2 separate regions of the Homo sapiens genome follow, and region 2 is linked to region 1. Evidence: read pairs that join two places in POLR2A ChIA-PET (ENCODE). Cell type or tissue: GM12878. All regions are shown on one strand. Links, peaks and the distances in the headings refer to the core of each region. The heading gives the core; the rest is flanking DNA.

The links. Peaks named below come from ENCODE experiments on the same cell type or tissue, not always from the same donor. Only the 100,000 strongest peaks of a DNase experiment are listed, where the experiment ranks them.
Region 2: POLR2A ChIA-PET joins it to region 1 with 5 read pairs; 2 of 35 experiments call an interaction of 5 or more read pairs at or near these places.

Annotation. Positions count from the first base shown.
Region 1 is chr1:113,703,009-113,719,048 of GRCh38, forward strand. It overlaps PHTF1 (putative homeodomain transcription factor 1), which reads right to left. Exons shown (of 19, transcript NM_001323043.2): 8 at 10,271-10,430; 9 at 8,932-9,105; 10 at 8,738-8,827; 11 at 7,246-7,467; 12 at 3,586-3,714; 13 at 2,882-3,154; 14 at 1,658-1,789; 15 at 1,073-1,159. Among named protein-coding and RNA genes, the nearest start is that of PHTF1, 48 kb to the right of the region's middle. In GM12878, for the core only: no CTCF peak of the experiment used is centred there; no DNase peak of the experiment used is centred there.
Region 2 is chr1:113,171,086-113,187,125 of GRCh38, forward strand. No RefSeq gene overlaps it. Among named protein-coding and RNA genes, the nearest start is that of LRIG2, 110 kb to the left of the region's middle. RefSeq lists enhancers at 6,944-7,023, 7,104-7,303. In GM12878, for the core only: no CTCF peak of the experiment used is centred there; a DNase peak (open chromatin) is centred at 7,191.

The DNA of each region.
Region 1 (16,040 bases), core at 8,810-11,309:
GGATAACAAAGCTAAATCTGGATGTACCCAGTTACACATAAAGCAAAAACTGACAGAAGAGGAAACACAGACAAATCCACAATCAGACTTAAACACACCTCCACCAATGGCTGACAGAATAAGCAGACCAAAAAATTCAGTAAGGATGTAGGTAATTTGACACATAAAGGACACTGCTCTCAACAATGACAGAATACAAATCTTGTCAATGTGCTAATGGAAAATTTAATAAAACTGAATGTATGCTGGATAACAAAGTAAACCTCTACATATTTCAAAGGACTGAAAATATTCAGAGTATGCTTTGACCACAGTAGAATTACATTAAAATTCAATAAAATTCAAAAAATATAAGATAAACCTGTAACTTCTTTTAATGCAGAAAGCACGGAAGTGCTTTACAAAAAGCAGACCCTGTCAAAAGGGTACAGGAGGGGGTTTCTAGGGGCTCCCACTGGCCAAATTTAGGACAATGTAGGCAGCAAAGCAAATATAGTAACAGGTTTTTTTTGTTGTTTTTTTCTTTTTTTTTCATGGAGATGGGTCCTCATTATGTTGCCCAGGTTGGTCTTCAACTCCTGGCCTCACACAATCCTCCCACATTAGCCTCCCAAAGTGCTGGGATTACAGGTGTTAAGCTGCTATGCCCAGCCTATAGTAACAGATTTTAACCCACTGTATAAAAATGAGAATACATGATTCCACAGTATAATAAATAAATGAATGAATAAATAAGAGGGAAAGAAATGAAAGATCTACCTTGGAGTGATAACTAATAAATACAGAAGGAATAATGTAGTCAGAAAATCAGTTATTTTGCAACCATATGATAGTTTTATTATCAATTAATAATTACCAACTAAAATTAGAGCGATCTTACAGTTTGAAAGGACTTCAGAATTACTTGTATTCCCATTTTGAAAAGTTAGAAAAATTACCAAACATCCAAAATAGTAAAAAATGTAGATGCATTAAAAATACATACTTAAGGACAGTGACCTAAGTCTAAAACAGAAAGTGAACTCTATAATAGAATTTTCATTTTTCCTTAAAGCAGATGTGAAACTTTTACCTGAGCACAACAAATGAAAGCAATCGAAAGTGTCAGTAGGAAAACCGAGGATACAACCACATCAACTGAACGCTGTGGCCCCCGTCTCTGTGGAGTGAGACACATGTGTTAATGTTTTAGTTACTGGCAGACAGCAACCGCCCTCACATTATTAACACTCTGAATTGTACTACATTCGTGTGAAAATAATGTTTATAAGAAGTTTCTGAGATAGGATTTTAACATATTTTGGACGTCATCAACTTTAAGTACTGAAATCCATGCATTTCCAAATTAAGGGTGACTGATTCATTGACATACTTTCGGCTGGAGTATTTCCCAAAAAAGCCAGAAAAATATAAACTATTTAATTGTCACTTTGCCCCTAGGAAATTTAGATTTTCTTTTCCCTTTCTAAGCTCTTCTTTACCTACCCCTACCAGCTTTGCAGAGAGATGACATCCAACTTGCTGTCCAGCAAGTCTGTCAGCTGCTGCTATAATCTGCCTGACACCCAGAACTACACTGTCTACTGAGTAACTGCTGCCAGGAGCTTCAGTGAGCATATTCTTGCACATACTCTATTGTTAATCAAATAAAACTCACCTTTAGATAGGAACGCAGTGATAACCATATTTTAATATTCTCCACCTTCTTAAGTCTGAAATGAGGTATTTCATATTTCCTAGCTTTCCTGGCAGAAGTAATATGGCTGAAGAGTTTTGCAAATAAAAATCTCTAGAAGAGATTTAAAAAAAATCACAGTGAAATGTATGTATGTGTCTGTGTATTCATATAATTGCCAACGATATTCCCAGAATACAAAAATATTAAAAAGAATGAAGTTCTAATCAGTGTTCAGTAAGATGGGCAGTGAAAATTTTCATTAATAGCTCGTTACCCTGTTGTTTCCAAAGCACATTACATAGTAACATACTTCTTCACAATGTGGTACACTCAACATTTGCAAGGAATATTCTTTGGAGACCCCCAAAGAATGGTTGGCATTTATGGATCCACTACTTCACAAACTCAAATGTTTATACATGATTCTGGCTTATTCTCAAATTAAATTTCCATTCAAAATCACATTTCTGGGGCTGGGCATGGTGGCTCACGCCCTGTAATCCCAGCACTTTGGGAGGAAAGACGGGCGGATAACTTGAGCCCTGGAGTTCGAGACAAGACTGGGCAACAAAGTAAGACCTCACCTCTACAAAAATACAAAAAATTAGTCGGGTGTGGTGGCGCAGGCCTGTAGTCCCAGCTACTGGGGAGGCTGAGCTGGAAGGACTGCTTGATCCTCAGGAGGTCAAGGCTGGAGTGAGCCGTGATCACACCACTACACTCCAACCTGGGCAATAGAACAACACCCGGTCTCAAAAAATAAAATAAAATAAATCACACTTCTTCTGCATATCACCAATATTTTAAACCCTCCATCCATAATTTTTATCAAATTTCAATAAATTTATTTCTCACTTGGCCATTTTTCACAAAAACATTATCACATGTAGATAATTATTTTATTCTATGGATAAAAAACAAAAAAGGGACACTGAGGTGCAGATGCTAAGCAGTCGGCTAGGCTCACTCACTGGCTAAGCCACTTATTCTACACATGAGGCCTGGCAAAATTTCAGATTACAACGTGTAATATGTAAATAGTCAATAACACAAACAATAAATCCACAAATATCAAAAGTCCACTTATCAATCCTTTATTGCCCACATCAACTTGAAGAGAGACCAAATCAAGAGAACAAAAGCAACTCAATGGAATATCATATACAAAAACAGGTAAAAAATTTTCCTTATTTCTCCACTGACCTGTTTATATGTTCTCTCTGCCACACACATCATGAAAAAAAACATCCAAGTAAGACACAATCTTTCAAAAAAATTAATTATCGACAAAACAATAATAGGTGTAACAGGTGGTGCCCCACAAAAGAGAGTCAAGATCTCCTCAGCTGAAATGGACTTTAGTTGGTCAAGGCTCTTCTCACGGAAAAGTCGATGTAAGAATGGAAAAAATGCTAATCCAATAGTGACAACATTTCCCAGCATCTGATAACCTACTCCTTGCTGATAGGCATTGACCTGTGAATTAATTTAAAATTTCCACCATTATTGTGTTAGCTAAATGGAGTTACAAAGCAGTATTTATCAAACACTATTTAGACTATTAAAAACACATTCTAAAAGTATAAATACAAATGACATACAGATTTATGACTTTCAAATCTTATTAAAAATTGGGATTCAATGAGATAAGGAATATCTGTAGAGCATACCTGAACAGTTGATTATGTTAATAGAGACCAGGTATAACAAATAATGTATATACTACCATGTAAAGACTCTGACTACAAAATTACATATATATGTTAATAATGTTATTATATATAATATGATATATATGTGCTTCAAAAGCAGAGTCATACTGTTTTAATCACTAAGAGATTCTTATAAAATAGCTCCTGATCACTTCGTATATTTTTTGAAAAATCTGAAAACATATTCAGTCTTACCCTGCTCATGATGATGCCACTTATTTCCAACACAGACATATCCATCTTTTTGCACTCATTCCCCTCCCAGATTATTGCACTAACTCGATCAGAGGAAGGACTTGAATTCTGAAGCCAGAATAAATGATTCTGAGAAGAAAAATATAAAATTGTTTCTATCCATGCCCTCTTGCCTCCATTAGTTTTTCTTTCCCAGGCTCCATTCATTTGCCAACACTCTAATAACCACCTCTATAATGCTGGTCCTTTCTTTCTTTCTTTTTTTTTTTTTTTTTTTTTTTTGAGACAGGGTATCACTATGTTGCCCAGGCTGGTCTCAAACTCCTGGGCCCAAGCAATCCTCCCATCTGCCTCCCTCTATACAGCCTTCTGTGTAGCAAGGACCATAGGCACATACCACCATGGCTCGCTAGGTCCATTTTTCCTTACTAAGCCATTCTCTCATCTAGAGAGAGACTAAATGTCTTCTGTTATGAGGAGAGATAGTCCATGATCTCCAAGGTTGCTTCCCTCTCTAAAGGTATGGAAGTGAGGATAAGCTTAGTGTAGTCATGGGCTATTAAGAAAGAATTTCTAGAGCTACGAGATTACACTGGGAGTAATAGGAAGTAAAGGAAGAGAGATACTAAAAGGCCTTATAAATCACATGAATGACTGAGGAGTTAAGTCTGTTTCTGGTCTAACCAGGACACAAAATTAGTGAGGCTTAGAAAAGCTCAAGTGGAGACAGTCACAATGAAAACAGCTCCCTCTCCTCCTCTGCCATATCATGTCTTATTCTTTAAATACTAGCTCAAGTCCCATTTCACCAACATGGTCCTCTCTGACAGCCTCAGTCTTACTAACTTTGCCCTTCTCTGAAATGAAAAACTTCTACAGTCTGTATCAGACAAATTAACATCTTATTATATGGTGCTTTTATGTTGTCCTCTATTTGTTTCCTATATAATTATCTTGTTCCCAAACTAAAAGATAATCTTCTAGAAAAGGACCATCTGGCATATTTTTTCTCTTCTACCACCATGCTTAGCATAATGCCAACAAGTATTTATTGATTTGAATCACTGACTTGATTGATTCACTGACTTATACAATTCATATTAAGCACCTACTATGTATCATGCATGTGGATAAAATGGAGAACAAGATAGATGTCCTTGCTATCAAGGAGCTTATAGACTTCTGAAGGAAGTTACTATACAGCATGGTAAGGAAAGGCAAGAGTGCTTTAGGAGTATATAAGAAAGGCTTCCTGAAGGAAGCATCACTCAAGCCAAGACCTGCCTGGAAATAAAAAGGAATGAACCAAAAGAATTGGCATTAGAGAAAATTATGTCCCAGGCAAAGAAACCTGTATGCATAAGGGCCCAGAGGCACATGAGGCCTGGTACACATCAGAAACAAAGAAGGTTAGTTGAGTCGAAGTTCACCATGTGAGGAGGAGGGAGGGAATGGTCAGAGATGAGACTGTATTAGAACAAATAAAGGAACAGAAGCAAGCAATCCAGAAAGAAGAAAAAAGGATTTTAAAGGAAGTGGCATTATCAGATTTGTATTTTAGAATTATCACTCTGGCTGTAGCAAGGAAAATGAAAGGAACAGAGGCAACCCTACAGAAGCTACTGTAATGATCCAGTTGAGATAAAATGATGGCCTGCACCAAGCAGGGTGACCAGAAACAGAGAGATGCAGGTATTTAGACAGCTGAATCAAAAGAACATAAGCGACTAAGGGTGGAAAGAATGGGGCCAGCTGGGCGCGGTGGCTCACGCCTGTAGTCCCAGTACTTTCGGAGGCCGAGGTGAGTGGATCACTTGAGGTCAGGAGTTCGAGACCAGCCTGGCCAACACAGCGAAACCCCATCTCTACTAAAAATACAAAAATTAGCCAGGTGTGGTGGCAGGCGGCAGGCACCTGTAATCCTAGCTACTCAGGAGGCTGAGGCAGGAGAATCACTTGAGCCTGGAAGGCGGAGGTTGCAATGAGCTAAAATTGTGCCAGTGTACTCCAGCCTGGGTGACAGAGTAAGACTCCATCTAAAAAAAAAAATGGGGTCAAGAATGACTTCAAGCTTTTTGACTTGGGTGGGTAGTGTGGTATTAAGAAATACAGGGAATAAAAGAATAGGCTACGTGAACAGGATTGGAAAATGATTTATTGCATTTGACATGGTGAGTTTACCACACTCAATTATTCTTATATATGTCTTAAAATTATACTGCAAATCTCAAAGGAGGGGAGTGCTACGGAGATCAACATCATCGTGATACTATGCATAACTACTGAAAACTAATGTAATTTAGATGAATCTTCAGACTGAATGCAAAAAATATTTAGCCTCACTGCAAAATCAGAAAAAGTAGCATAAAATTTTAATGAGAGCCAGGTATGGTGACTCACCCCTGTAATCCCAACACTTTGGGAGGCTAAGGTGGGAGGACTGTTTGAACCCAGGAGTTAAGACCAGCCTAAGCAACATAGTGCGACCCTGTCTCTACAAAAAATTTAAAAATTAGCCAAGCATGGTGGCTAATCAGGAGGCTGAGGTGGGAGGATCACTTGAGCTGGAGAGGTTAAGGCTGCCGTGAGTCATGATTGCACCACTGCACTCCAGCCTGGGCAACAGAGTGAGCTCTGTCCCAAAAAAGAAAACTTTAATGAGAAAATTTACACTGTTTCTTGTTCATTTTTTAAAAATTATATACATTTAATGAAGCGATTTTTTAAATGAAAATGTATAACCTAAATCAATGGTATTTTTGAATCAAGAATATTTGACAATTAAACAAATATATATCCATCATCCACTATTTGCAAGACAATGTGGAAATATTTAGCCTAAAGAACAAAAACCTAAGAATCATAACAATCATTGACATTAAGCAACTGAAAGGTTGATAAGTGAACTATTTCTTCATCATTCAATCTATCCAGAAGTGGAATAAGCTGTATCATTAAATAACAAGCATTCCAGCTCCAGAAGTATTTAAGAGGCCAATTGATCATCTGATGGAGATATAAATAATAATGCTAACATTTATTGGGTATTTACTCTTGCCAGGTATTATGCTATGTACTTTATATTATCTCATTAGCTATTTCACACTATTCCTAAGAAGTAAGAACTATTATCACCACATAACAGATGGTAAAAAATTTACACAGATGTAGAATGAATCTCTACATTGGTTGGAAGGTTGAAATACCTTCTAATGGCTATCTGACTTTATGATATTAATATAAAACCTGAAATTAAAAGCATTATTTATTTTATGCATTGTTCAAAAAGCAAGCAATACCATTTCCTAGTAATTCATATGTAACACTGTGATGTTCATGAAAATATAAGGTATATTCTCTATATGCAAACTCTACTCATATAAAATATAAAATACACATAAAGGACCATTCTAAGGAAAATAATAAGAAAAAGTAATATACAGAAAAATTTAGGTTAGGGCAACTCTAGATTACTTCTCCCTGAGTTCTAATCCCAACATCTTCACTTATAGACTATGCTCAGTTTCCTCACCTCTAAACTGGGGATAATAATAGTATCTACCCTACAGGATGATTGTAAAGTTAAATGAGATGACAGAGTGCCTGACACACAGTAAGAACACAATAAATACTAGCTATTCTTATCATGTCTGCACAGACCTGCTGAAAAACATCCTCTTTGGGGTCACGTTTGGTCCCTGAGTGAAGGGTATTCACATGGGCCCCCTCACTGTCACTGGTGACAGATGACCGGCACTCTGGGCCATGTAGCAGGTCGTCCCATAACATGTCCTCAGTCTCCGAGTCATGGCGGGTGCTTTCTGAGTCTCTTCTTGACATGTTGAGGCTTCGAGAGCCACCACTCACACCCGATCTAGAGCCCTTTAAAGGAAAACAAAAAGCAAAAAATGTTATTCATCTTTAAAAATAATTACATGTGAAATAAAATTAAAACAACTTATCTACAGCAATGGCTTGAAAGCCTTCAGAAGTCAATCACCATGAATTCATTTTTTCACAGGGCTTCACGTAACAATAATGCTTTTTTATTTTTTGATACAGGGTCGCGCTCTGTCACCCAGGCTGGAGTGCAGTGGCATGATCATAGCCCACTGCAACCTCAAACTCGGGCTCAAATGATCCTCCTGCCTCAGCCTCCTGAGTAGCTGGCACTACAGGTGCATACCATCACACCCGGATATATATATATATATATATTTTTTTTTTTTTTTTGTAAAGATGTGGTCTCATTTTGTTGCCCAGGCTGGTCTCCGACTCCTGGTCTCAAGCTATCCAACAACCTCAACCTCTCAAAGTGCTGAGATTACAGGCATGAGCCACCATGTCCAGCCAATAATAGATTTTAATATTTAAATGTTAAACTCTGATGTCTCTAGCAAGCAGTACTCCCTCTAAGAAGCTACTGCCATGTTATGGAACTGATCAACTAAGGTGTTCTGGGAGGGGAGTGATTCCTGTAAGCACACCAAGATGACCCACTCAATTGGCTTAGCTGAGCTTTTTGACACACACAAAGTGACCCCAACTCTAAATATTGTGAACTTGACTACAGACCTACTCGTGAACAGGATTCAGCTCCAAAACGTTAAAGGATAATCAGTCAAAGAAAAGTACCAACATAAATATGAAAGTTATTCCATGACCACAATTGCCTTATTAATCAAAATAAAAGAAAAAACCACACCACCACCATCTACTCTGCTCACCTCTGAGTTACAATTTTCCAAATAATATAATATGCCCTTTAGCTCTCATGATGAGATTTACTACTCCCATCTTTCAGAACTCCTTTCTCAAAAATCTGTCTTCATCAGCATCAATCCAATTTATGATGTTTAAAAATAAACTTCATATGCCAAGTGAATATTTAATAATCTCATTATTTAGGGATTAAGTAACCTCCTGCTGGGCATCATCTGTGATACTTTTAAGCTTAGGGTCAATGTAGGAAAATATTCTTTCTAGGTGTGTAGTCATTAAAAGCTGCTAGATAAGGAGATGGGTAATTGGAGACAGGGAAGGGCTGGCAAATATTAATGTAAATGCTACTTTAGGGCAACCAATAAAAAAAGGAATGGATAAAGTTATTACCCTCAAAAATATACCTTGATTTCTCAAAGGGATACTTTACCTGGCTGAAGGCTGCTGATTCAAATTCTGATTCAGCCAGACTATCTGAATCCCGCACAATATGACACCACCTTGTAGTGGTTTTCTTTACCTGCCAAAAATCAAACCAACAAGCAATAGGAAAATATGTTAAATGCTTTGTTACTAACTTCAATGATTCAGTCCTATACTTTCATAAACTAAAATAGAAATTACCTGAGAGTTTAGGTGCCTTGAAAGTATTGATTTTCTATTCTTAACTTCACAACCATTGTCACTTGAGGCCCCTTCCACACTCCTACGCAATAATATCATCTGTGTCCGTGCTTCACCATCTTCTTCACTTGACAGGTCATCAGACACCCCATTACCCAAACGCCTAAAAGCCTCCTACAAAGAGAACAGCAATACCTTCACAGGGGACAGCCCAAAATATTCTAATAAGCTGCATGTGTAAAAACAAAAAAAAATCATACAAAAACTACCAAGCAGCAAAAGTAAACTAACCCAAAACTGAACAAATCCATATATTACTTAATCTCAATTAAGAAAAATATTTAGTTGAAACTAAATATCCTAAATGAAGAGGCAGTGTTATGTAGTATTCAAAAACCAAGACTCAAGTCAAACTCTAAGCCTGAATCACAGCTCTTCTACTTACTAGATACATAACCTTGAGCAATTTACTAAATCTGTTTGGAGCTGAGTTCCCTCATCTAAAAAGAAATTATAATAAAAGCATCTATTTCACAGGTTTGTTGAAAATAAATGAGATAAGTTAGTATACGTAAAGTACTCAGAACAATGCCTGGTTATAGTAACGGCTCAATAATTCTTAGACTAAATGCCACAATCTAACCAATAAGAAAACAGTTTAAGACTATAAAAGTGTGTAGCTAGTTTTAGACATAGAGCAGACCATGTCTACTTAAACCTACAAAATAATTTCCCAAACTCTTACTATACTATCACTGCTTCTCTGGAATATGACCCAGCACCCTCTTCACTAATCTGTTTATTAAATCTACCAGCCTACTGCTAAGGCTGGATAACTCACAAAATTTTTTTTTTTTTTTTTTTTGAGACGGAGTCTCGCTGTGTCTCCCAGGTTGGAGTGCAGTGGCGCGATCTCGGCTCACTGCAAGCTCCACCTCCCAGGTTCATGCCATGCCATTCTCCTGCCTCAGCCTCCCAAGTAGCTGGGACTACAGGCGCCCGCCAACACGCCCGGCTAATTTTTTGTATTTTTAGTAGAAACGGGGTTTCACCGTGTTAGCCAAGATGATCTCGATCTCCTGACCTCGTGATCCGCCTGTCTCGGCCTCCCAAAGTGCTAGGATTACAGAACTCGCAAAATTAATAACAAGTCCAGTACTATAAATTTTAAGACTAAGTTCCAGTCTTCATGTGGTATCTTCTTTTCATATCCTGTGGTTTTACTTGTTAGGACAAATTTATAAACCTACTAGTACCTATTTTATATCTCTAACAGAATCTTAATAGGAAAATGTTACATGGGGAAAAAAACCCCTTGTTAAATCCATCTAAATCTTACCCTACGGCACTTTTCTCCATCTGAAAATTTTGCTTTCTCTCTTGTTTGCCACATTCTAATCTCTGGTCGACATTGTCTCCTCTTAATGATAGGATGGACACAACTTGGGTCATTGTCAGTTTCAGTCCCTTTGTTAGATATTAATTTTACTCTTTTAATCCTATTTTTTAAAAAAGGAAAAGAAGATTAATTTTTTGAAAGTAACACCTTTCATGAAACCACTTTCTTTTAAGGAATACGCTATATTATTCTGGAAATCAAGAAAATGCAGGAATCATATTTTTCAGGACTTTAGCTTGCTAAGTAAGGGTGTAGAATGACAAAATACTCACTCACAGACTCAGAATGTGAGTCTATTCTTCAAAGACTCATGTCAATTAACTGAAAGGAAGCATATACTTTTCAGTGTTGCACAAAAGTAGGTTCACAGTCCTCTCCACATCTTCTCAGACACAATGCAACTCCTACCTTATATCGTCTGTTATTGCCACTCCACTAGCCCAGTAGACTTAGGTGCACATGACCTATTGAGACACCAGCTGGGTGGCCAGGGAGTGCATTTTTGCCACCCTTACTGCAAAGCCAGGCAGTGTTGTTCACAGCCCAGGAAGAGACAGAAGAGTAAAAAGGACTTTGTCTTGCAACTTGGATACCAGCTCAGCCAGAGTAGAACAAGGGACCAGAGTCCTGAGGCCCCCATTCCAGGACCTAGCTTATGGATGACATTTCTAGACACACCTTGGACCAAAATGCAACCAGCACATTTGAAGGGAAGGATCCAGTCCTGGCAGGAGTCATCACCTGCTGACCAAAGAGCCCTTGGGCTCTGTATAATCAACAGTGGTAGCCAGGCAGTACTCACTGTGGGCATTGGGTGAGACTCAGAGCCATGCTGGCCTCAGGAGGGACCCAGTATATTCCCAGCTGTGGTGGCTACAGGGAGAGACTCTTTCTGCTTGAGGAAAAGAGAGGGAAGAGTAAAGGGGACTCTGTCTTACAGGCAGGGTACAAGCTCAACCACAGTGGGGTAGAACACCAAGTGTGCTCTTGAGGTCCCTGATTCTAGGCCTTGGCTCCTGGATGGTATTTCTGGACGCACTCTGGGCCAGAGGGGAGCCCGTTGCCCTGAAGGGAGATACCCAGGCCTATCAGCATTGACCACAAGCTGACCAAAGAGCCCTTGGACCTTGAGTGAATATCAGCAACAGCCTTGCAGTACTTGCTGCAGGCCTGGGGCAGCGGTGGCCATGGGGAGAGATTCCTCTGCTTGAGGAAACGGGAGAGAAGAATGAGAAGGAGTTTGTCTTTTGGTTTGGGTGTGAGCTCAGCTGCTGTAGAATAGAATGACAGGAAGATTCCTAAGGTTCTCAACGCCAGGCCCTGATAGCGTCTCTGGATCTGCCCAGAGCTAGGGTAACTGGCTGCCCTAAAAGGAAGGACATAAGCCTGGCTGGATTTGCCACCTGCTGATTGTAGTGCCCTTGGGCTTTGAGTAAACATAGGTGGTAGACAGGCAAGTGGTCACCATGTGGACCTTGGGCAAGACCCAGTGCTGTGCTGGCTTCAGACCTGACCCAGGCCAGTCCCAGTATTAATGGCCACAGGGGTGCTGTGTCACTCCTCCTGGCTCCAAGCAGCTCAGCACAGAGAGAAAGAGACTCCATTTGTTTGGGAGAAAGTTAGGGAAGAGAACAAGAGTCTCTCCCTGGTAATCCAGAGAATTCTCCCAGATCTGACCCAAGACCACCAAGGCAGTAACCTCTACAAGTCTGCAGGAGCCACAACATTACTGGGCTTAGGGTGCCCCCTAATGCAGATACAGCTGCAGTGACCAAAGACTTAGATCACAATGCCCAATTCCCCTCAAATACTTGGAAAGCCTTCCCAAGAAGGACAGGTACAAAGAAGCCCAGACTGTGAAGACTACAATAAACATCTAACCATTCAATGCACAGACACTAATGAACATCCACAAGCATCAAGACCATCGAAGAAAACATGACCTCACCAATATCTAATAAGATACCAGTGACCAATTCCAGAGAGACAGAAATATACAACCTTAGAGACAGAAAATTCAAAATAGCTATTTTTAGCCAGGCACAGTGGCTTATGCCTGTAATCCCAGCAGTTTGGGAGGCCAAGGGACAGGTGGATCAGTTGAGCTAAGGAGTTCAAAACCAGCCTGGGCAACATGGCAAAACCTCGTCTTTACAAAAATTAGCTGGGTGCAATGGCATGTGCCTGTAGTCCCAGCTACTTGGAAGGCTGAGGCAGGAGGATCACTTGAGCCTAGGAGGTGGAGTTTGCAGTGAGCCGAGATTGTACCATTGCACTTCAACCTGAGCAATGACAGTGAAACCCTGTCTCAAAAAAAAAAAAAAAAAAAAAAAAAAAAAAAAGCTATTTTGAGGAAACTCAAACAAATTCAAGAATACACAGAAGGAATTCAGAATCCTATCAGATAAATTTAACAGAGAGAGTGAAATAACTAAAAAAAAAAAATCAAACAAATTCTGGAGCTGAAAAATGCAACTGACATACTGAAGAAATGCATCAGAGTCTCTTAACAGCAGAATTGATCAAGCAGAAGAAAGAATTAGTGAGCTTCAAGACAGTATATTTAAAAAGACACAGAGGAGACAAAAGAAAAAGAATAAAAAAGAATGAAACACACCTAAAAGATCTGGAAAATAGCCTCAAAACAGCAAATCTAAGAGTTACTGACCTTAAAGAGGCGGTAGAGAGAGAGACAGGAGTATAAAGTTTATTCAAAGGGATAATAACAGGAAACTTCCCAAATCTAGAGTAAGATACCAATATTCAAGTACAAGAAGGTCATACAATACCAAACAGATTTAACACAAAGAAGATTACCTCAAGGCATTTAACAATCAAACCCTCAAAGATCAAAGATAAAGAAAGGATCCTAAAAGCAGCAAGAGAAAGGAAACAAATAGCATACAAAGATACTCCAATATTTCTGGCAGCAGACTTCTCAGTGCAAACTTTACAGGCTAGGAGAGAGTGGTATGACATATTTATTTACTTACTTATTTTTCCCTTTTTTTTTTTTTTTTTTTTTTTGAGATGGGGATCTCAGTTGCCCAGGCTGGAGTTCACTGTCACAATTACAGCTCACTACTGCCTCAACGTCCTGGGCTCAGGCGATCTTCTTGTCTCAACCTCCAGCATAGCTGGAACCACAGGCACAGGTCACCACATCCAGCTGATTTTTTATTTTTATTTTTGTAGAGACTGGGTCTCCCTAATGTTGCCCAGGTTGGTCTTGAACTTCTGGCCTCAAGCAATCCTCCCATCTTGACCTCCCAAAGTGCTGGGATTATAGGCCTGAGCCACTATGTCCAGCCGGTCTGACATATTTAAACTGCTAAATGAAAAACCTTTTTGTCCTACAATACTATACCCAACAAAAATAAACTTCAAACAAGAAGTAAAAATAAAGACATCCCCAGAAAAAAACAAAAGCTGAAGGATTTCATCAACAACAGACCTGCCTACAAGAAATGCAAAAGAGAGTTCTTCAAATTGAAAGAAATGACATTAATGAGCAATAAGCAATCATCTGAAGGTACAAAACTCATTAGTAATAGTAAATACACAAAAAAGACAGAATATTATAACCCTGTAATTGTTATGTGTAAACGACTCATATCTTCAATAGGAAGACTAAAAGATGAACCAACTTAAAAGAATACAACATTTCAAGACATAGACAGTATAATAAGATATAAATACAAACAACAAAAAGTTAAAAAGCAAGGGGACAGAGTGAAAGTGTACAGTTTTTATTACTTTTCTCTTTGCTGGTTTATGAGTTTGTTTGCTTGTTTATGCAATCAGTGTTACCAGTTTAAAAAAATAGGTTATAAAATATTATTTGCAAGCCTCAATGTAACCCCCAAATTAAAAAAATAATAAAAGATGCATAAAAAATAAAAAGAAATAAATTTTAAAATACCCCTAGAGAAAATCACCTTCACTAAGAGGAAGATAGGAAGGAAAGAAAGAAGAGATCACAAATGAACCAGAAAACAACTAACAAAGTGGCAGGAGTAAGTCCTTACTTATCAATAATGGCATGGAATGTAAATGAACTAAACTTTCTAATCAAAAGACATAGAGTGGCTTAATGCATTAAAAAAACAAAATCCATGATCTGTTACCTACAAGAAACAAACTTTATAAAAGATACACACAGGCTGAAAATAAGGGGATGGAAAAAGATATTCCATCCCAATAGAAACTAAAAATTAGCAGGAGTAGTGTATTAGTTCATTTTCATGCTGCTGATGAAAACATACCCGAGATTGGGAAGATAAAGAGATTTAACTGGACTTACAGTTCCACATGGCTGGGGAGGCCCCTGAGAATCATGGCGGGAGGTAAAAGGCACTTCTTACATGGTGGCGGGCAAGAGAAAATGAGGAAGAAGCAAAAGCGGAAACCCCTGATAAACCCATCAGATCTCGTGAGACTTATTCACTATCACGAGAATAGCATGGGAAAGACCAGCCCCCATGATTCAATTACCTCCCCCTGGGCCCCTCCCACAACCCACTGGAATTCTGGGAGATACAATTCAAGTTGAGATTTGGGTGGGGACACAGCCAAACCATATCATTCTGCTCCTTGCCTCTACAAACCTCATGTCCTCACATTTCAAAACCAATCATGCCTTCCCAATACTCCCCCAAAGTCTTATTTCAACATTAACCCAAAAGTCCAGCATCCAAAATCTCATCTGAAACAAGGCAAGTCCCTTCCACCTATGAGCCTGTAAAATCAAAAGCAAGCTAGTTACTTTCTAGATACAATGAGGATACAAGTATTGGGTAAATACACACGTTCAAAATGGGAGAAATTGGCCAAAACAAAGGGGTTACAGGGCCCTTGCAAGTCTGAAATCCAGTGGGGGAGTCAAATTTTAAAGCTCCAAAATGATCTCCTTTGACTCCAGGTCTCACACATCCAGGTCACGCTGATGCAAAAGGTGGGTTCACATGGTCTTGGGCAGCTCTGTCCTTATGGCTTTGCAGGGTAAAGCCTCCCTCCTGGCTGCTTTCACAGGCTGGTGTTGAGTGTCTGAGGCTTTGCCAGGAGCACAGTGCAAGCTGTTGGTGGATCTACCATTCTGGGGTCTGGAGGATGGTGGCCTTCTCACAGCTCCACTAGGTGGTGCCCCAGTAGGGACGCTGTGTGGGGGCTCCGACCCCACCTTTTCCCTTCCACACTACCCTCACAGAGGTTCTCCATGAGTGCCCTGCCCCTGCAGCAAAACTATTGCCTGGGCATCCATCTTCTGAAATCTAGGCAGAGGTTCCCAAACCTCAATTCTTGACTTCTGTGCACCTGCAGGCTCGATACCACGTAGAAGCTGCCAAGGTTTGGAGCGTCCACCCTCTGAAGCCACAGCCTGAGCTGTACATTGGCCCCTTTCAGCCATGGCTGGAGCAACTGGGACATGGGACACCAAGTCCCAAGGCTGCACACAGCATGGGGACCCTGGGTCCGGCCCACGAAACCACTTTTTCCTCCTAGGCCTCCAGGCCTGTGAAGGGAGGGGCTGCCATGAAAGTGTCTGACATGTCCTGGAAACATTTTCCCCATTGCTTGGGTATTAATGTTAGGCTCCTTGCTACTTATGCAAATTTCTGCAGCCAGTTTGAATTTCTCCCCAGAAAATGGGTTTTTCTTTTCTTCTTTTTTTTTTTCTTTTGAGACAGAGTCTCGTTCTGTCACCCAGGCT
Region 2 (16,040 bases), core at 6,137-8,636, 530 kb before region 1:
AGCAGAGCCACTGCACATTTTCACACACCCAGACAGAATCCTCTGCACATAGCTGTTGTTACTATGCTGCTGGGGCTACAGTGTGAGTGAAAGGGCTGCTGCCATTAGGTCTGAAGCATAAACCAAGCTCGCCTACATATAACTGCTGCCACTGAAAGCAACTTCACCCTCTCCAGGAGCAGGGCCATAATGCAGTTTCTGCTGCCACAACCCTAAGCATTCTGCTGGGGGCCTGGGGATCACTCTGTTTCTGCCTACCACAGCCAGTGCCAGTATGCACCATTGTTGTGGGGAGCTGACTACAAGCCTGCTCAGGCTGGCTTTCCCATAATCCATGCCAGAGCATATAGTCTGTGGGCCTGAGGTTCATCCAGCCCAGTCCACTAGTGTCAGCACCTGAAAACTCCTCCTGGGGGCCTGAGGTTGGCCCCACCCACCCTTCCACTACCACCGCAGCTGGCACCTACTTGCACACAACACCTGCAGACCTGGAGACTAGATGGCCTAGCCCATTGCAGCCACTGCCAACACCACTGCATACTGCTTGGGACCCAGAGAATTGTCTCACCACTGCCACTGCCATCACTCACAACATGCCTACTGTCCAGGTTCCTGAGAAGCTGCCCACCTGCCAGCCAACCACTGCCACCAGCATATGAACAAGCCACCTGGAAGCCCAAGAATCAGCATGCTTGGACCCGCTAACACTGGTGCCAGCATATGCCACCCTCGGGCTTAAGGACAGACACACTCAGCCTACCACTGTCACCATTAGGTCCCAAAGACTGGCCCACCTGGTGTCCCAGTCCCCAGCAATACTTCACCACAGCCTCCACTAATGACCTCATCCTAAGCCATTGAAGAAATCACAGACATCACTAACACTGCCTATAGCCATAGAAATCATACAGAGACTACATTACTGTACACACCCAGAATCAAGGCCAAAGTTTCCTACACAAACAATACCATAGATACATCTTCAGGAAAAAGTCCTCCCCTATGAAAGCAAATTCAAAAACTGGAAGAAGCAACTGTTACACCAAATGCACAGATGTCAATATAAGTACACAGGAAACATGAAACAGCAAGAAAGTATGACACTTCCAAAGGAACATAATAATTCTCCAGTAACATATCTAAGTAAAAAAAGAAATTTATAAAATCCTAAAAAAAGAATTCAAAATATTGATTTTTAAAGAGGCTCAGTGAGATACAAGAGAATCCTGAAAAATACAAAGAAATCAGAAAAACAATTCAAGGTATGAATGAGAAATTTACCAAAGAGATAGTTATCATAAAAAGAATCAACCAGAAATTATGAAACTACAGAATTCATTGAATGAAATAGAAACTACAGTTGAAAACTTCAACAATAGACTACATCAAGGAGAAGAAAAGAGCTTCAAATTTGAAGACAGGTCTTTTGAAATAAACCAGTCAGACAAAAATAAAGAAAAAATAATTTTAAAACATGAGCAAAGCTTATGTGACTATTAGGACACCATAAGGTGACCAAATATTCAAAATTTCAGAGTCCTAGAAGGTGAAGACAAAATGAAAGTTATTTAACAAAATAATAGATGAAAACTGTCCAAGTCTAGCAAGAAAGCTAAACATCCAGATACAAGAGGCTGAAAAATTCCCAAATAGATACAATGCAAAAAGGTATTCTCCACAGCACATTACAGTTAAACTGTCAAAAGTCAAAGACAAAGAGTTCTAAAAACAGCAAAAGCATCTAGCACTTGTTGGGAACAGGCCCCCCAAAATCTGGCCATAAACTGGCCCCAAAACTGGCCATAAACAAAATCTCTGCAGCACTGTGACATCTTCATGATGGCCATGACGTCCACACTGGAAGGGTGTGGGTTTACCGAAATGAGGGCAAGGAACACCTGGCCCACCCAGGGCAGAAAACCACTTAAAGGTGTTCTTTTTTTTTTTTTTTTTTTTTGAGACGGAGTCTCGCTCTGTCGCCCAGGCTGGAGTGCAGTGGCGGGACCTCGGCTCACTGCAAGCTCCGCCTCCCGGGTTCACGCCATTCTCCTGCCTCAGCCTCCCAAGTAGCTGGGACTACAGGCGCCCGCCACTACGCCCGGCTAATTTTTTGTATTTTTAGTAGAGACGGGGTTTCACCGTTTTAGCCGGGATGGTCTCGATCTCCTGACCTCGTGATCCGCCCGCCTCGGCCTCCCAAAGTGCTGGGATTATTAAAGGTGTTCTTAAACCACAAACAATAGCATGAGCGATCTGTGCCTTAAGGACATGCTCCTGCTGCAGACAACTAGCCAAACCCATCCCTTTATTTCGGCCCATCCCTTTGTTTCCCATAAGGAATACTTTTAGTTCACCTATAATCTATAGAAACAATGCTAATCACTGGCTTGCTGTTAATAAATATGTGGGTAAATCTCTGTCTGAGGCTCTCATCTCTGAAGGCTGTGAGACCCCTGGTTTCCCACTCCACACCTCTATATTTCTGTGTGTGTGTCTTTAATTCCTCTGGCGCTGCTGAGTTAGGGTCTCCCCAACCGAGCTGGTCTTGGCAGTCACTTATAAAGGAACTCCCATCAGACTAACAGCAGATTTTTGGCAAAAACCTTACAGTCCAGGAGAGAATGGGATGATATATTTAAAGTGCTGAAAGAAAAAAAAATGGTCAGTGAAGGATACTATAACCAGCACAGTTATCCTTCATTAGTGAATGAGAAATAAAGCCTTTCCCAGACAAGCAAAAGTTTAGGGAATTCATCACAACTAGATCAGTCATACAAGAAATGCTTAAGAAATTCTACACTCAGTAGTGAAAGAAATATATCTACCATCATGAAAACACATACAGATATAAAACCCACAGATAGAGTAAACTCAAAAACAAGAAAAATACTCAAACATTATCACTATGGAAAACCACCAAACCACAGTGATAAACAATAAAAGAGAAATAAAGGAACAAAGGATACAAAAAATAACCAGAAATATATTAATAAAATGACAGAAATAAGTCCCCACATATCAATAATAACCTTGAATGTAAATGAATTAAACTTTCCACTGAAAAGATATAGACTAACTGAATGGAGAAAAAAACATGACCCAACTAAATGCTGCCTAAAAGAAATTCATCTCACACATAGACACATGTAGACTAAAAGTAAAGGAATGAAAAAAGATATCCTATACAAATGGAAACCAAAAGTGAGCAGAAGTAGCTATACTTACATCAGATAAAACAGACTTTAAGTCAAAAACAGTTAATAAAGACAAAGAAGATCACTATATAATAATAAAGGGATCAGTTAAGCAAGAAGATATATAACAATTCTAAACATATATGCACCCAACACTGGAGCACCCAGATATAAAAGCAAACATTAGATTTAAAGGGAGAGATAGATTCCAATACAATGATAGTCGGGGATTTCAACACTTCATTCTCAGCATTAAACAGATCATCTAGACAGACAATTAACAGAAAAAAAAATAATTTAAACTACATACTAGACCAAATGGACTGCCAGATATTTACAGAACATTTCCCCCAATAGCTACAGAATACATATTCTTCTCATCAGCACACAGAACATTCTTTCAGGATACATGATATATTAAGACACAAAACAAGTATCGAAAAATTTTTAAACATTAAAATTATATGAAGTGTCTTCTCAGACCACAGTGGAATAAAAGTAGAAATTAATAACAAGAGGAACTTTGGAAACTGAACAAATACATGGAAATTAAACAATATGCCCCTGAATGACAACTGGGCCAGGGAAGAAATAAAAAAATTTCTTGAAACAAATGAAAATAGAAACACACACAATATACCAAAACCTGTGGGATACAGCAAAAGCAATGCTAAGAGGGAAGTTCATAGCAAATAAGTGCCTACAGCAAATAAGTAGAAAGATTTCAAATAAACAATTTTATGATGCACCTCAAGGAACTAGAAAAGCAAGGACAAACCAAATCCAAAATTAGTAGAAGGAAATAAATAATAAAGATCAAAGCAGAACTAAACACAATAGAGACTAAAAAGAAAAAAAAACCCAAAACACCAAAGGATCAATGAAACAAAAGTTGTGTTTTTTAAAATATAAACAAAATTGATAAATCACTTGCTGGACTGAGAAAAAAGACAGAAGACCCAAATAAACAAAATCAGAAATGAAAAAGAAGACATTACAACTGATAAGACAGAAATACAAAAGATAATCAGAGACTTTATGAATAATGATACACTATCAAACTGGAAAAGCGAGAGTAAATGGACATATTCCTGGGACACATATAGCCTACCGAGATTGAATCAGAAATGTTAAAAGAGAAACTTCAGCTGAATTAAATTTAAAGGAGTTTAATTGAACAATGAACGATTTGCAAATGAGGCAGCCTCCATAATCACAGCAGATTCAGGAGACTCCAGGGATGCCTTGTGGTCAGAACAAATTTATAGACAGAGCAGACACAGTGGCTGATGCCTGTAATCCTAGCATTTCAGGAGGCCAAGGTGGGAGGATCATTTGAGGTCAGGAGATTGAGACCAGCCTGACCAACATGGTGAAACCCCATCTCTACTAAATATAAGAAAAAAAAAAAATTAGCTGGGCATGGTGGTGGGCACCTGTAATCCCAGCTACTCAGGAGGCTGAGGCAGGAGAATCACTTGAACCCAGGAGGCGGAGGTTGCAGTGAGCTGAGATTGTGCCACTGCACTCCAGCCTGGGCAACAGAGCGAGACTATGTCTCAAACAAACAAAAAAAAAAACAAAAAAAACAAAAAAACCTTACAGACACAAAAAGAGAAATGACGTACAGAAATCGGAAGTGAGGTACAGAAACACCTGGATTGGTTAAAGGTTGGCGTTTGCCTTATTTGAACACAGTATGAACACTTAGCAGTCTATGAGTGGTTGAAATATGGCCACTGGGATTGGCCAAGACTCAGCTATTGTTCCAGGCTCATACTCCTAAGTTAGGTTTTCGATCTTGTCTGCCTATTAAGCTAGGTTACAGTTCATCCATAAGGACTGAAATATAGAAGTACGGAGTCCTTCTCAGGCCATAGTTTGCTTTAACAGGAAGAAATAGAAAATCCTGAAAAGATTAATAACAAGTAATGAAGTCAAAGCAGTAATCAAAACTCTCCCAACAAAAGAAAAAGCTCTGGACTAAATGACTTCACTGCTGAATTCTACTAAACTTTAGAAAAGAAATTAACACCAATTCTCCAAACTATTTCAGAAAATTGAAAAGGAGAAGCCTCTCCCAACTAATTCTATGAATCCAGCATTACCCCGTTACCAAAACCAGACAAAGATGAAACAAAATAAATAAAGAAAGAAAGGAAACTCTGGGCCAATATATCTGATGAATACAGATGCAAAAATCCTCAACAAAACATTAGCAAATTGAATCCAAAAGCGCATTTTAAAAACCCACTATAACAAAGTGGGATTTATCCCAGGCATGCAAGTATGGTTCAACAAATGCAAATCAATAAATGTGATACATCACATCAACAGAGTGAAGGACAAAAGCCATATGATCATCTCAATAGATACAGAAAAAGCATTTGATAAAAATTCAACATCCTTTCATGATAAAAGCTCTCAACAAAACAGGCACAGAAGGAACATGCCACAACAAATTAAAGGCCGTATATGACAAACTCACAGCTAACATTATACAGAATGGGGAAAAGCTGAAGGCCTTTCCTCTAGGAACTGGAACAAGACAAAGATGCCCACTCTCACCACTCCTATTCAGCATAGGAGTGAAAGTCCTAGCCAGAGCAATCAGGCAAGAGAAAGAAATAAAAGGCACCCAAATTGGAAAAGGGAAGTCAAATTGTCCTTCTTTTCTAAAGCTATGATCTTATACCTAGAAAAACATAAAGACTCCATCAAAAAACTCTTAGATATGATAAATCAGTAAAGTTGCAGGATACAAAATCAACACACAAGAATCAGCAGCATTTCTATACAACATTAATGAACTAGCCAAGGAAGAAATCAAGAAGGCAATTCTATTTATGATAGCTACAAAAATAAATTTAAAAAAATACCTAGAAATACATTTAACCAAGAAAGCGAAAGATCTCTACGAGGAAAACTACAAAATACTGATGAAAGAAATTGAAAAGGATTGAGAAGAACAAGATAGCTGACTAGATGCAGCCAGGAAATGCCTCTCCCACTGAGAGAAACCAAAAATTGACTAATCCAACACATTTCAAACAGATCTTTTGAGAGAAAATACAGAAAGTCAATAGAGAGGCAACACCGACAATAAGGTTGAACAGGGTGGAAGCTGGGAATACTTCATAGAGTTGCTGAGCACCAGGACCAGCTCCTGGCCCTAAGCAGGTCCTAAGGAAGAGATTCAGCTACAAGAGATCCCATGACCCCCATAGACATTTTAATTTGCAGGGGAACTGCCTGGAAAGTAGGCAGAGGCAGAACTCGAACCTGTGCTAAGCCCAAAAGGTTTTGCATGGGGGACAACTGCAGCAAAATGTGACCATAGGTGTCCATCCTCCAAGGCTCTCCATTTTGCTCTGAGTGACTCTAGCCCTTGCTGACTGCCAGGCTGGGAGAGAGCAGAGCTGTCTTTCCTGCAGTACTAGGGTGCATCTGATCTGCACACCCCCCTATCCACTGGCTCCTCCTAAGGCCCCTGCCTGGCTGCTTGTGCAAGAGCGTGCACACACTTGCCCCACCTGATTGCTTTGCTGGTGGCCTGGGAAAGATTCAGCCTCCCCCATTCCTCAGCACAGCCAGTGCTCAACCCCAAGGGGCCAAAGGACAAAGCCATGGGGCAGGTCCCAACTCCCCAGGGTTTGAGCACATAGCTCAGGGGTATCGAGCTCAGATCTGTGGCCTGAGCTCAAGCAGGTGAGGAGCCCCCACTCTCAGAACACCTCAGAAGAGTGAGGTGCAGGTTCATGTACTAGTGTGGGATTTGGGCATGCCTCCCTCCACAAAAATCAGTCTGGGAAGGGTGTACCCTGTTTAACAGCCCACAGCCTCTGCCCAAGGGAGCCCCTAAGCCCAGAACACCTAACACCCCAGCAATCTGGGCACAGAAGGCTTGGAACAAAACTAGCTGTTTGGGCCTGCTACGGGGGCAGACACCGGAAGGAGATTCAGTCAGGGGAGCACAAGCTGGGTAGTCCCCACAGTTTTCTGCTGAGCAAAACCCCCCAGTCATGAGTCATGGGTGCTGCACCAGCTGTGCACCCATGACAACACTGCCCTGAGGATCCTCCAATCTTGACCCACTGCATCTACAGACCATCCGCAGACATACTCCATAACTCACTCTGACTATGTCAAACACAGAGGACCAGTGGATCTCAGGGGAGCTGTGGGTCTCCTGACAACCTAACCATTGACTCTGGCCACCCAAGGGAGGTGGGAGTGTAGCCTCCCAGGGGCCCTTTTGGGGCTAAGGAAATGCAGGCATGATGCCAATGATTAGAGGGTGCTCCTCCAAGGCCTAGGAGCAAACTTGGGGTCGTCTCTCACGCCCGACATCTCTCCCTCCACAAAGCACTGCTGTGAATGCCCTGAAATATAAAAGAGGCACATAGCTGAGTGACAGCCTATTTGCTGGCCCTTACTCTTAAGCTCCATCTACTGGAATGCAGCCTGAATTATACCACCAATCAAAAATTCCTTTAGCATACATTGACTATGAAACCCAGTACAGGAATCTAGTCACAACTCAATAACCCATACAGAGCCTTGGCCCTCTGAAAACACTCAGAAATGAAGCCAATCAACTATACACAATACACACCACAGTCAAAGCCTCAAGAGAACAAAAGCATATAAAAACAAAAAGCCCCATCCAAATAACAGCAACTTCAAAAGGATAAACACCAGCTCTCTCAGATAAGGAAAAATCAACACAAGAACTCCAGCAATCAAGAAGAAGGAGTGTTTCCTTACCTCCAAATGGTTGCACTGGCTCCCCAGCAATGAACCCTACCCAGATTGAAATGTGGCTGAATTGACAGATACAGAATTCAGAACCTGGATGGCAAAGAAACTCAGTGGTACTCAGGAGAAAGTTGAAACCCAATCCAATGAAGCCAATAAAGTGATACAAGAGTTGAAATAGCCATTTTAAGAAAGAACCAAACTGAACTTCTGGAATAGAAAAATTCACTATAGGAATTTCAAAATTCAGCTAGAGGCATGAACAACAGATTAGACCAAGCTGAGGAAAGAATCTCAGAGCTTGAGGACCAGTGCTTTGGATCAACCCAGTCAGACAAAAATAAAGCAAAAATAATTTTACAAAATGAACAAAACAACTGAGAAACGTCAGATTATGTAAAGAGACCAAACCTACAACTCATTGGCATTTCTGAGAGAGAAAAAGAGAGAATAAGCAACTCAGAAAACGTTTGAGGATACGGTCCATGAAAATTTCTCTCCCCAACCTTGCTAGAGAGGTTGACATGAACTTCAAGAAATTCAGAGAACCCCTGTGAAATACTATGCAAGATGACCATCCCTAAGACACATAGTCATTGTACCTTCCAATGTGAAAGAAAAATACCTTAGGCCGGGCATGGTGGCTCACGCCTGTAATCCCAGCACTTTGGGAGGCTGAGGCAGGCAGATCACGAGGTCAGGAGATCGAGACCATCCTGGGTAACACGGTGAAACCCCGTCTCTACTAAAAATACAAAAAATTAGCCAGGCGTGGTGGCGGGCACCTGTAGTCCCAGCTACTCGGAAGGCTGAGGCAGGAGAATGGCGTGAACCTGGGAGGCAGAGCTTGCAGTGAGCCAAGATAGTGCCACTGCACTCCAGCCTGGGTGACAGAGTGAGACTCTGTCTCCAAAAAAAAAAAAAAAAAAACCTTAAAGACAACTATAGAGAAGAGGCAGATCATGTACAAAAGGGAATGCTAACAGGCTAACAGCGAACTTCTCAGCAGAAACCTTGCAAGTCAAAAGAAATTGGGGGATTATTTTCAGCATCCTTAAAGAAAAGAAATTCCCATCAAGAATTTTATATTCTGCCAATCTAAGCTTCATAAGCAAAGGAGAAATAAAATCTTTTCCAGAGAAGCAAACATTAAAGGAATTTTAGGTCTTTAAGGGAGTTCTAAACAAGGAAATGAAAGAATGATACCTACTACCACAAAGCACACTTAAAGACATAGCCCATAGACCCTATAAAGCAATTAACTACACAATCAAGTTTACCAAACAACAGCTAACAGCATGATGACAGGATCAAAACCTCAAATATCAATATTAATATTGAATGTAAATGGTCTAAACACCCCACTTAAAAGGCACGGAGTGGCAAGTTGGATAAAAAAATAAGACTCAACTGTCTGCTCTTTTCAAGAGGGTGTCTCACATGTAATGACACCCGCAGGATCAAAGTAAAGGGATCTATCACGCAAACAGAAAACAAAAAATAACAGGGGTCATTATTCTTATATCATATAAAACAGACTTTAAATCAACGACAGTTAAAGAGACAAAGAAGGGCATTACATAATGATAAAAAGTTTAATTCAACAAGAAAACTTAACTATCCTCAGTGTATATGCACCCAACATTGGAGCACCCAGATTCATAAAACAAGTACTTCTAAACCTACAAAAAGACTTAGACAGTCAGATAATAATGGTGGGGGACTTCTACACCCCAATGACAGTATTAGACAGATCACTGAAGTAGAAAACTAACAAAGAAATTCTGGATTTAAACTCAACTCTTGATCAATTGGACCTAACAGACATCTATAGAATACTCCACCAACAACCATAGAATATACATTCTCCTCATATGCACATCAGCCATACTCTAAGACTGACCACATGGTCAGCCATAAAGCAAGTCTCAATAAATTTTAAGAAATGTAAATCATACCGAGCATACTCTCAAACCATGGTAGAATAAAAATAGAACTCAATACCAAGAAGATATCTCAGAACCACACAACCACATGGAAATTAAACAACTTACTCCTGAATGACAGATAATGAAATCAAGGCAGAAATAAAAAAATTCTTTGAAATTAATAAAAACAGAGACATAACACACCAAAGTCACTGAGATGCAGTAAAAGTAGCATTAAAAGGAAAGTTTATAGCACTAAATGACTACATCAAGAAGTTAGAAAGATCTCAGGTTAACAGTCTAATATTGTACCTAGAGGAACTAGAAAACAAGAACAAACTAACCCCAAAGCAAACAGAAGAAAAGACAGAACTAAATCAGAGCAGAACTGAATGAAACTGAGGTGAAAAAAATTCATACAAAGGACCAACAAAACCAAAAGTTTGTTTTTTGAAAGGATAAACAAGATTGATAGACCACCAGCTAGATTAACAATGAAAAAAAAGAGACAAGATTAAAAAAAGGAAAATCAGAAATTACAAAGATGACATTACAACCAATCCCACAGAAATACAAAAGATCTTCAGAGACTATTTGAACACCTCTATGCAAACAATCTAGAAAATATAGAAGAAATGAATAAATTCCTGGAAATACACAACCTCCCAAGATTGAACCAGGAAGAAACTGGAACAGGCCGATATTGAGTTCCAAAATTGAAGCAGTAATAAAAACCTACCAACCAAAAAAAGCCCTGCACCAGATGGATTCACAGCTGAATTCTACCAGACATACAAAGAAGAGCTGGTACCAATCCTACAGAAACTATTCCAAAAAATCAAGGAGGAGGGACTCCTCCCTAACTCATTCTATGAAGCCAGCATCATCCTGATACCAAAATCTGGCAATGACACAATGAGAAAATAAAACTACAGGCCAATATCCCTGAGGAACATAGATTCAAAAATCCTTAACAAAATACTAGCAAACCGAATCCAGCAGCACATCAAAAAGTTAATTCACCACAATCAAATAGGTTTTATTCCTGGGATGCAAGTTTGGTTCAATATACACAAATCAATAAATGTGATCCACCACATAAACAGAATTAAAAACAAAAACCATATGATCATCTCAATGGACACAAAAAGCTTTTGATAAGATCCAGCACCCTTTTATGATAAAAACTCTCAACAAACTAGGCACTGAAGGAACACACCACAAGATAATAAGAGCCATTTATGACAAACCCATGGCCAACATCATACTGAATGCACAAAAGCTGGAAGCATTCCCCTTGAGAACTGGAACAAGACAAAGATGCCCACTCTCACCACATAGTACTGAAAGTCCTAACCAGACCAATCACGCAAGAGAAAGAAATAAAAGGCATCCAACTAGGAAAAGAAATCCAACCCATCTCTCTTTACCGATGATATGATCTTATACCTAGAAAACCCTAAAGGCTCCACCAAAAGGCTCCTAGAACTAATAAACCTCTTCAGTAAAGTTTTAGGATACTTTAAATCAATGTACAAAAAAAATCAGTATTATTATTATTTTTTTGATGGAGTCTCACTCTGTCACCCAGGCTGGAGTGCAGTGGTGTGATCTCGGCTTACTGCAAACTCTGCCCCCCAGGTTCAGGTGATCCTCCTGCCTCAGCCTCCTGAGAAACTGAGATTAAAGGTGCCCACCACCATGCCCAGCTAATTTTTGTATTTTTTGTAGAGACAGGGTTTCGCCATGTTGGTCAAGCTGGTCTCAAACTCCTGACCTCAAGTGATTCACCCATCTTGGCCTCCTGAAGTGCTGAGATTACAGGCGTGAGCCACTGCACCTGGCCTAAAAATCAGTAGTACTCTATATACCAATAATGTTTAAGCTAAGAGCCAAATCAAGAATGCAATCCCATTTACAATAGCCACAAAAAATACACCAAAATATATCTAGCCAAGGAGGTGAAAGATCTTTACAAAGAGAGCTATTAAACACCGCTGAAAGAAATCAGAGATGATACAAACAAATACAAAAACATTTCATGCTCATGGATCGGAAGAATCAAGATCATTAAAATGGTCATACTGCCCAAAGCAATTTATAGATTCAACACTATTCCTATCAAACTACCAACATCATTTTTCACAGAATTAGAAAACCGTATTCTAACGTTCATATGGAACCAAAAAAAGAGCCTGAATAGCCAAAGCAATCCAAAGCAAAAGGAACAAAGCCAGAGGCATCATATTACCTGACTTCAAGGTAATATACTACAAGGCTACAGTAACCAAAACAGCATGGTACTGGTACGAAAACAGACACATAGACCAATGGAACAGAATAGAGAACCCAGAAATAAAGCTGCACACCTACAGCCATCAGCTCTTCAACAAAGTCAACAAAAACAAGCAATGGTGAAAGGACTCCCTATTCAATAAATGGTTTTGGGATAACTGGCTATCCATATGCAAAGAATGAAACTGGACCTCTACCCATCACCATATACAAAAATTAACTTATGATGGATTAAAGACTTAAATGTGAGACCTCAAACTATAAAAATCCTAGAAGGAAACCTAGGAAATATCCTTCTCAACACTGGTCTTGGCAAATAATGTATGGCTAAGTCCTCAAAAGCAATCACAACAAAAACAAAAATTGATAAGTGGGACCTAGTTAAAGAGCATCTGCACAGCAAAAGAAACTTTCAACAGAGTAAACAGACAACCTACAAAATAGGAGAAATTATTTGCAAACTATGCATCCAACAAAAATCTAATATCCAGAATCTAATGGGAACTTAAACAAATCAACAAGCAAAAAGCAAATAACCCCACTGAAAAGTGGGCAAAGGACATGAACAGGCACTTCTTAAAAGAAGACATACACATGGCCAACAGACATATTAAAAAATGCTCATCATCACTAATCATCAGAGAAATGCAAATCAAAGCCGCAATGATATACCATCTCACATCAGTCAGAGTGGCTTTTATTAAAAAGTAAAAAAATAACAGATTTTGGTGGTGCTGCAGAGAAAAGGGAATGCTTGTACACTGTTGGTAGGAATGTAAATTAGTTCAGTCACTGTGGAAAGAAGTTTGGAGATTTCTCAAAGAATTAAAAATAGAACTATTATTCAATCCAGCAATCTCATTACTGGGTACATACCCAAGGGAAAATAAATAGTTCTACCAAAAAGACACATGCACGCATATGTTCACTGCAGACATATTCATAATAGCAAAGACATGGAATCAACCCAGATGTCCATCAATGGTGGACTGGTTAAAGAAAATGTGGTAAATATACACTGTGGAATACTACACAGCCACAAGAAAGAATGATTTGATAGCACAATAGGGGAACTATTAGTCAATAATAATTTACTTGTACACTTGAAAATAACCAAAAGAGTGTAACTGGATTGTTTGTAACACAAAGGATAAATGCTTGAGGGGACAGATACCAAATTTTCAATGATGTGATTATTATGTATTGCATGCCTGTACCAAAATATCTATGTACCCCATAAATATATATGCCTACTATGTATCACAAAAATTAAAAATAAAAAAAGTAAAAAAGAGGTAAACAAAAGAAGAAGAAGAAGAAGAAATAACAAAATTATGTCTTTTGTAGCAAGATGGATGGAGCTGGAGGCCATTATCCTGAGTGAACTAATGCAGAAAGAGAAAATCAAATACTGCATGTTCTTGTCTATAAGTGGGAGCTAAACATTGGGTACACATGGACATAAAGATGGGAACAATAGACACTGGGGACTACTAGATTGGGGAGAGAGGGAGGGAGGCAAAGGCTGAAAAACTATGTATTGAGTAATATGCTTGATACCTGGGTGACAAGCTTCAATTGTACTCCAAACCTCAGCAGCACACAATATACCTTTGTAACAAACCTGCATACGGACCCCTGTATATAAAAGTTGAGAAAAAAGCCAAAAACAAAAAAGAAATTGAAAAGCACACAAACAAAGGGTAAGACATCCCATGTGCATGGATTGGAAGAATTAATATCACTAAAATGACTATACTTCTCAAGTAAATCTACAGATTCACTGCAATTCTTGTCAAAATACCAACATCAATTTTCCAGAATTAGAATGAACAATCCTAAAATTCATATGGAACCAAAAAAAAAAAAAAAAAAGCCTGAATAGCCAAAGCAATCCTGAGCAAAAAGAACAAAACTGGAGGCATCACAGTATCTGACTTCAAAATATATTACAAGGCTATAACAACCAGAACAGCATGGTATTAGTATAAAAAGAGACACATAGACAATGGAACAGAGAATCCAGAAATACATTCAAGTATTTACAGCCAACTGATTTTTGACAAAAGTGCCAGTAATATACACTGAGGAAAGGACACCCTCTTCAATAAATGATGCTGAGAAAATTGGATATTTATATGCAGAAGAATGAAATTTCACTCCTAACTCTCACCATATACAAAAATTAAAGACTTCAATGTAAGACTTCAAATTATAAAACTATCAGAAGAAAATACAGGGAAAACACTTCAGGATGTTGGTCTAGCAAAGATTTTATGGCCAAGACCTCAAAAACACAGACAAAATATACAAATGGGACTACGTTAAACCAAAGAGATTCTGCACAGCAAAGGAAACCATCAACAGAGTGAAGAGACCACCTGTTGAATGGGAGAACGTATTTGCAAGCTATTCATCCAACAAGAGACTAATATCCAGAATACACAAGGAACTCAAACAACTCAACAGTAAAAACAAAAACAAATAATCTCATTAAAAGGTAGGCAAAGGACATGAATAGACATTTCTCAAAAGATGTACAAGGGGCCAACAGGTATATGAAAAAATGCTCAACATTACTAATCATCAGAGAAATGCAAATCAAACCACAGTGAGATATCATCTTACCCCAGTTAGAATGGCTATTATTAGAAAAAGTAGCAGATGCTGCTGAGGATGTGGAGAAAAGAGAACTCTTATACACTGTTGGTAGGTATGTAAATTAGTATAGTCATTATGAGAAACAGTATTGATATGTCTCAAAAAACTAGAAATGGGCTGGGTGTGATGGCCTATAATCATGCCTATAATCCCAGCACTTTGGGAGGCTGAAGTGGGAGGATCACTTGAGTCCAGGAGTTGGAGACCAGCCCAGGCAACATAGGGAGACCCTGTCAGTACAAAAAAAATTAAGTTAAATTAAATTAAAAAACTAAAAGTAGAACTACCATATGATCCAGCAATCCCATTACCGGGTATTTATCCAAAGGAAAATAAATCAGTGTATCAGAGGGTTACCTGCACAAACATGTTTATTGCAGCACTATTCACAATAGCATAGATATGGAATCAACCTAAGTGTCCATGAGCAGACGAATGGATAAAGAAAATGTGGTATATATACACAGTGGAATACTACTCCGCCATAAAAAGAATGAAATCCTGTCATTTGCAGCAACACGGATGGAACTAGAGGTCATGATGTTATGTGAAATAAGACAGGCACAAAAAGACAGATATCATATGTTCTGACTCATGTGGGAGCTAAAAAAGTTGATCTCATGGAGGTGGAAGGCAGAATGATGGATACCAGAGGCAAGGAAGGGCATGCGGGTGGGAGGGGTAAGAAGAGAGGTCGGTTAAAAGGTACAAACATACCATTAGATAGAAGTTATCAGTTACAATGTTCCATGACAGAGAAGAGTAATTAGCAACAATGTGTTATATATTAAATACTTGAAAGTAGCTAGAAGAGAGGACTTGAAATGTTCTTAACGCCTAGAAATGATTAATGCTAGGCCAGGAATGGTGGCTCACACCTGTAAACCCAGAATATTGGGAGGCCAAGGTGGGCGGATCACCTGAAGTCAGGCGTTCCAGATCAGCCTGGCCAACATGGTGACACCCTGTCTCACTATTACAAAAAATACAAAAATTAGCTGGGCGTGATGGCACGCACCTGTAATCCCAGCTACTTGGGAGGCTGAGGCAGCAGAATCGCTTGAATCAGGGAGGTGGAGGTTGCAGTGAGCCAAGATTGCGCCACTGCACCCCAACCTGGGTGACAGAGCGAGACATCGTCTTAAAAAAAAATAAAAATAAAATAAAAAAAGGATTAATCCTCAAGGTGATGGATATCCCAAAT